Linked DNA regions of Mus musculus: region 2 is linked to region 1. Evidence: chromatin contacts called from ENCODE POLR2A ChIA-PET data. All regions are on one chromosome and are shown on one strand. Each heading gives the region's core, a stretch centred on a gene start or an enhancer-like site at or near the end of the contact. The rest is flanking DNA. Distances are from core to core; before and after follow the strand shown. Region 1 holds the start of 9130023H24Rik (RIKEN cDNA 9130023H24 gene). Region 2 holds the start of Sec23ip (Sec23 interacting protein).

The links. ChIA-PET counts read pairs that join two places held with the same protein, here RNA polymerase II (POLR2A).
Region 2: POLR2A ChIA-PET joins it to region 1 with 10 read pairs in Patski. The contact joins the promoter of Sec23ip here to the promoter of 9130023H24Rik in region 1. POLR2A ChIA-PET finds 5 or more read pairs at or near these places in 2 of 5 experiments (Patski and embryonic stem cell).

What each region holds. Positions count from the first base shown.
Region 1 is chr7:128,236,306-128,239,485 of GRCm38, reverse strand. It overlaps 9130023H24Rik (RIKEN cDNA 9130023H24 gene), which reads left to right and starts at 1,455. Exons shown (of 1, transcript NM_177001.3): 1 at 1,455-3,180. The coding sequence starts at 2,067. The coding sequence ends at 3,080. It overlaps Armc5 (armadillo repeat containing 5), which reads right to left and starts at 2,129. Exons shown (of 6, transcript NM_146205.2): 1 at 897-2,129. The coding sequence starts at 1,359.
Region 2 is chr7:128,743,160-128,746,339 of GRCm38, reverse strand. Sec23ip (Sec23 interacting protein) reads right to left here and starts at 1,470. Exons shown (of 19, transcript NM_001029982.2): 1 at 1,162-1,470. The coding sequence starts at 1,318.

The DNA.
Region 1 (3,180 bases), core at 206-2,705:
CCAAAGGGCTTTAAGGGGAATGACAAGATACACTCCGGCAACTGCGGTGGGAGGGTATTACCAGAGAAAGGAATATGTCAGGAAGAGCGGCTGAAGTGGTCATGTAGTCCAGGTAACTTGGCTTGAACCAAGTTAACTTTTATCCCTGCCAATCAAAAGGCAATACGGCCCAGCACAGCAGGCAAGGTTAGAGAGAACTTGGCATTCCATCAAGCCTACTGTCAAACACATTACTTGCAATCTATGCAAGTTTAAATATAAAAATGCTTCACTTTAAAAATTAAGATTTTTGTCAAAATTGAGATACAGGACAGGCAATGATGCAACTTTGTTCCCATCATCACCATAAGGAGGCGCCAAATCACCCGGTACACAGAAAGGCTGATCCTCTGCTGGAATTTGTTTCCTGTGTTTAAGTACCCACTTATGCTTGGAGTCTGGGCACTGTACATTTGAATTTCATTTTCTACTCAACTTCAATCCTGTCGGGTAGCTATTGTTATTACACAAAGAATTCTTGCTTTGGAGGGGTTGGGTGATTTGCTTGGTATGTCTGACTTTTAAACTCACTTTCTAACTTTTAAAACTACACTTTCTGGCCTCCTGCTCTTCCATGTGAAGCCTTGCACAGGGACGGGTACTGTCCCCGAGAAGCACCAAAAACAAAGTATAAGCCACTTGCTCAAAAGTGAGGCAGGAGTCAGTATCTACTTCTGGTCTGGGCAGGTCCAGGTCTAATTTATGGAGAGAGCAGTGACGTCACATAGCATCACACCTGAGGAGATGAGTGGCGCTGCACCATCACAAAGCATGTACTCAGAGGCCTGGCATAATGGAAGGGCAGCGCAGATACTGTGGGTTGGAACCTTTCTAAGAAATGGGGGCGGAGCACTTACCCAAAGGGAGAATGCCTCCAAGTCTCCGCACTTCGGCCCGGCACGCCCCTTCTGTACAGCAGTTGGCTAGAATGCTGAGCGCCAAATCCAGCGTCTTGCGCAGGCGCATTGGCAACGAAGGCGTCAAGAGCGACTCGGCAGCGGGGGCGTGGCCAGGGGTAGAACCAGCTGACGCAACCGACGAAGGGGCGGAGCCAGAGGCTGCTTGGGACGGGGCGGGGCCCGCAGCAGCCGTTCGGCGGAGCAGGGCGAGAAGGGGGCGGAGCCCGCCGCGTGCCCGGAAGCGCTCAATCCCCTCTGCCGCCTTGATGTGGCGCGTGCGAAGAGCTAAGAGCGCGCGGCCCAGGGGTGTCTCGTTGGTAGCTGGGTCCTTTCCCCCACCTGGCCCCTCCCCGGCCGCCGCCGTGAGCTGCGCGAGGCAAAACGAGAGCGAGTCCGTAAGGGCCGGTCTCGCAGCCGCCATCTTGGCCCGGGCCTCAGGCTCCGCCCCGCGTCTCGCCGGTACTCTGAGAGAGCGGAACTGGAAGAGGGGGGCGTGGCCAGGCTGCTCCTCGGAATAGCGCCGCCGCAGTTATCTTGCGAGTCGGAAGTTCAAGTTCTAGATTCTGGAACTCCGGTACTTGCACAGTCGCAGAAGACATGGCGAGAATGGTATTTATCTGTGGGAAAGTAAGAGGCGCGTGCGGTGCATGCTGGGATATGTAGTCGGCGCCAAGCTTAGTGCAGTTTAAGTGGGTGAGAAACTCCTCCCGGGGCCGAAGAGTGAACTGTTGCTCCTAGGATCAGACGCCCCGCGGTGGAGTCTTAGTGCTGTCCTGTGCTCCCCAACGTGACTTAGCCACTTCGCTCCCGGTACGTCCTTGTCGGCGACGTTCAGACTTGATTGGCAACCCTCAAAGCGCGGTGATCAATGGCTCCGAAAGCCGGACTGACAGACTCGCAGAACCCCAAGCCGTTTCAAAAGTGCTAAGTTCCCGACAGAAAGGTCTCGCCAAGCGAATGAAAGAGTTAAACCTACCGGGAAAGTTCGCTGCCACTTCCTAGAGTCTCTCGGGCTTGGGGACCTTTCCGTTTCCGGTACCGGCCTCCAAGCCTCCAGTGCCCCGTTCTCCAACTGTGCTGATGAGTTAAACGGGTGGCATTTAGGAAACCGAGCGCTTTTCGGCCGCAATGGAACTTGCGGCTCCAGAAGTGACCAGGGAGAATCTAGATGGGGCTAAGCTGCTGGAGAACCGGACGTCAAAATTCCCGGGAGCCCCCAGGTCGCCCCTGGATCGCGAGACCGCGCTACATGAGCGCCCCCTCCTGGCGCGGCCGGAACAACCAGCCCCCGTGGAAAAAATGCTGGACCAGCAGTACTTATGTAGGTCAGGCTCTGGCCCCAAGGAAGAAACCTTTGTCAAGACCAGTGATCCTGCAGTCCCCAAAGCTTTCAAGTGTAGGGATTGTGGGTTGGCTGTACCCAGTCTCTCTGATCTCATTCACCATCAAAGCAGCCATGGGTGTGACCGCCCTTACAGCTGTCCAGAGTGTGACAAAAGCTTCCGGCGTGGCTCAGATCTGGTTAAGCATTACCGAGTTCACAGTGGTGAAAAACCATACCCCTGCCCAGAATGTGGCCGTTGCTTCAGCCTCAGCTCTAATCTCACTAAACACCGTCGTTCTCACTCAGGTCTCCGGCCGCACAAGTGCATGGAGTGCGGAGAGGCCTTTGGTCGCAGTGCAGACCTAGCAAAACACCAGCGGGTGCACACTGGGGAAAAGCCCTATGCGTGTGCTGAGTGTGGAAAGACTTTCAGGGTTAGCTCCAACCTGATCCAGCACCAGCGAACTCACACTGGTGAGAAACCCTACCGCTGTGGCCTCTGTGGCAAGAGTTTCAGCCTGAGCTCTAACCTTTTACAGCACCAGCGCTGTCACACAGGCGAGAAACCCTACTTCTGTGCCTGGTGCGGAGACAGCTTTGGGCGAAGTTCCTATCTGCTAGAACACCAGCGTTCACACACGGGTGAGAAGCCCTACAATTGCTGTGAGTGTGGCAAGAACTTCACCAACAGCTCAAACTGCCTACGGCACCAGCGCACTCACAATGGAGAACCGCCCTTCAGGTGTCTTGAATGTGGTCGTGGCTTTAGTGAGATCACCATGTTCACTGAACACCAGCGCATCCACTTGAGCAAATGACCTTTCCAGAATGTGGCAAAAATCTCACACCACAGTTCCATCAATGTTCACACATGGGCAAGAAACCCTAGAAGTTTCCTGATTGCAGCTAGTATTTTTG
Region 2 (3,180 bases), core at 221-2,720, 510 kb before region 1:
CGGGCCAGCCCCTGCTTTGACAAAGCTTACACCCTGGCCTGGTAGGGTAAGCGGGCATATGTACCTGTCAGACAGTTACGAGCACCGAGAAGAAACATGACAGAAAGGAGACACTGCAGATACACATGCTTTCAGTTGTCTTTCTTCCCTTCTGCGGGAAACTCCCCTTAGTCCTCCAAGGAGGAATTATTTGGTGGGGAAAGCTCAGCACCTAACAAGCACCTGTGTGCTAGGCACTAAAAAACAGGACCCTGAAAATGAAAAGAGGTAAGAAGTTCACAGTCCACATGGAGGGGCAGAGTACTTAGCTCACAAGTATTTACACAACAATACGTGTGGGACACTAGATATAGAACTCTACAAAAATGAGACAGGGTATAGTGACGAATGCCTTTAATCCCAGCACTCAGAGGCAGAGAGGCAGAGGCAGGTGGATCCTTTAAGTTTGAGGCCAGCCTGATCTACACAGTGAGTTCTAGGACAGTCAGTACTACACAGAGAGACCTTGCTCTCAAACCCAGGGATAGGAGCTGAAAACATGAAATCTAAGCAGACAGGTAAAATGTCATGACTGAGGCCACACAGCAAGTTAATGGCAGTGCCGGGTCTGAACACAGTCTGTGCTCCAAACCACCAGAGAGAGACAGACGAGAAAGAGAGACAGAGACAAACGAGAGAGAGAGAGAGAGAGAGAGAGAGAGAGAGAGAGAGAGAGAGAGAGAGAAATCAGCCTTCCCAGATATACACAGAGCTTAATCAAAAGTGTAACGGGGGGGCTTTTACTAGGAGAGAGTGTATAGTCCTCTACAAGAGAGGCATTGTCTCCTCTGGAGAAACTTACTGTCTCCTAGGTGATGTCCTACCCTATCACCGGTGTTTCCCAGTAAGAGAGCAGCTTTCGGATTCTAGCAAAGGGTAACTGTCTAATTTAGCTGCGTTTTCTGCCAGCACCAGCACACCAGTGGGTGTTCAACAAACAGTTGCGCAATGACAGGAGTTCCAAGCCTCATCACCGGAGCCCCTCCTCCAGGATCCTCCAGTCCCTGGCCCTCTGAAAGCTGGTCACTGCTGACCCTGGCAAGCGACTCAGAGCAGGCGACACTCCTGTCCCACCCGCCTCCCGGGACAGACACTGGCCCCCAAGCGCCCTCGGCTCACTACCTCCGGGTAAGAGCAGGGAAGCCGGGGAGGCGGCGGCCTGCGTGACGGGGATGAAGGGCACGTTGAAGCTGAACTCCGTGGCCGAGGAGGAGAAGAGTAAGTTAGTGCCTGACGAGGAGGCGGACGCTCCGCCGCCGTTAGCCTTCCTATCCGCCATGGCTGCAGACCCCCGGCCGTTACGTGGCTCTGCGAGCCCGGTGCTGCACACAGACCGGAAACCGGTTAGCGAGGATGCCACCGCACTTCCGCACTTGCGCACAGGTGCCACAGGCCAGCGACTCCGGGATCGGTTTTCTTCCGGAATTTGACGCCGCCCAAAATCAATAAGGTGGAATCGGCTTCAGACCCAAGCCTATCACGTGACAGCCTCGGTCTCGCGAGACTGGGTCAGCCTCTGGAATCACAGCATAGAATAGAGAGGTGTGGCCGATGAATCCTAGCGTTAATTGACGCTCGAAGTCGCAGATTCTGAGATGTCCTGGACGCCCTGAGTTTCTCATGGAGTATCTGTTTTTGGTTGGTTGGTTTATTTGCTTGCTTGCGAGGCAGGATCTCTCTATGCTGCCCAGACTGACTTTTTATCCTCCTGCCTCAGCTCTTCCATTTCTGAGATTAATACCACCACACACTGCAATTCTTATATCTTTATGACAGGCGGTCATAAGAATTGGAAGTAAGAATTATTATCGGCTGGGTTCCTTTTTTTTTTTCAGTTACGTTTTCATGATGTTGCCTGGAATTCTCAAGAGGTCTGTCTGCCTCTTCTTCCCAAGAGCTTAAAAGGAGTGTGCCACCACTCCAGGCTACTATCTCCTTGAATGTGTGCATCAACAAAAAGTGCCTTTGGTAAGGCAGTTCCAAGTGGTAGACGATTTATGTTTCAAAGGGGCAGAGAAAAGATGTATAATTGCAACATTCTAGAGTTACTGCTGTAATTTAGGGTTTGGGGACCTATCTGCCTACTACCAGGTTTTGGCTGGAATAAAAACATTAAATTCTGGCAGTGTTGAGTTTACCTCGACAAGCATTTCAACGGGGCCAAGAAGTACAGAGCTTAGTAATGGGGAAACTTCTGGTGAGTCATAGATAACATGGCCTCAAACTGCTAAAAGCCATGCTAGACTAGAAGTTGGTCAAGAAAATTCTCTTTATCATAAAGAAGCAAGGCTGAGAACCATATACCAGAGAGTGATATATGAAACAGACCTGAAATCCTTCCTTTTTGGGTTTACAATCTGGCAAAACAATCAACTAAACACAAAATAATATAAATGGCAGGCTTTCCTTAAGTGTGTTTCCTGGAACACTGACATCATCTGGGGACAGAGATCTAAACATTCTAGGAAGAGCGAGCATGTATCTCTCTCCATCAGATCATTAGCGAAAAACTTAAGGAAGAAAAAGCTTCCCTGAGGAAGAAAAACTAAAGTTGAAACTTGAGAACTAGGGCTTCAAACCTCTTTATGAGTGCAGGGATCCCAGAGGACCAGCCCTGCTGTGGTGTTGCACACCTTTAATTCCAGCACTTGGAAGGCAGAGGCAGGCGGATTTCTGAGATCAAGGCCAGCATGGTCTACAAAGTGAGTTCCAGGACAGCCAGGGTTATTCAGAGAAACCCTGTCTCGAATAAAAAGAGAGAGAGAGAGAGAAGAGAGAGAGAGAGAGAGAAAGGCCTAAATTCCAAAACCATCACTTTGCATAATTAACTTCAACATATGATTTTTTTTTATTTTAAACCATAACAGGAAGGGGAAAAAAAACTAAAATAACAATTAAGATGAGAAAAGGGACAGAAGAGGGCCCAGAATGAGATATACCTTTTAAGGGCATGCCCTGAGTGACTGAGTGACCACCACCTCCTCCTCCTCCTCCTCCTCCTCCTCCTCCTCCTCCTCCTCCTCCTCCTCCTCCTCCTCCTCCTCCTTCTTCTTCTTCTTCTTGTTTTTTGTCTGTTTTTTCAAGACAAGGTTTCTCTGTGTAGCCCTGGCTGTCCTGAAACTCAGAAATCTGCCTGCCTCT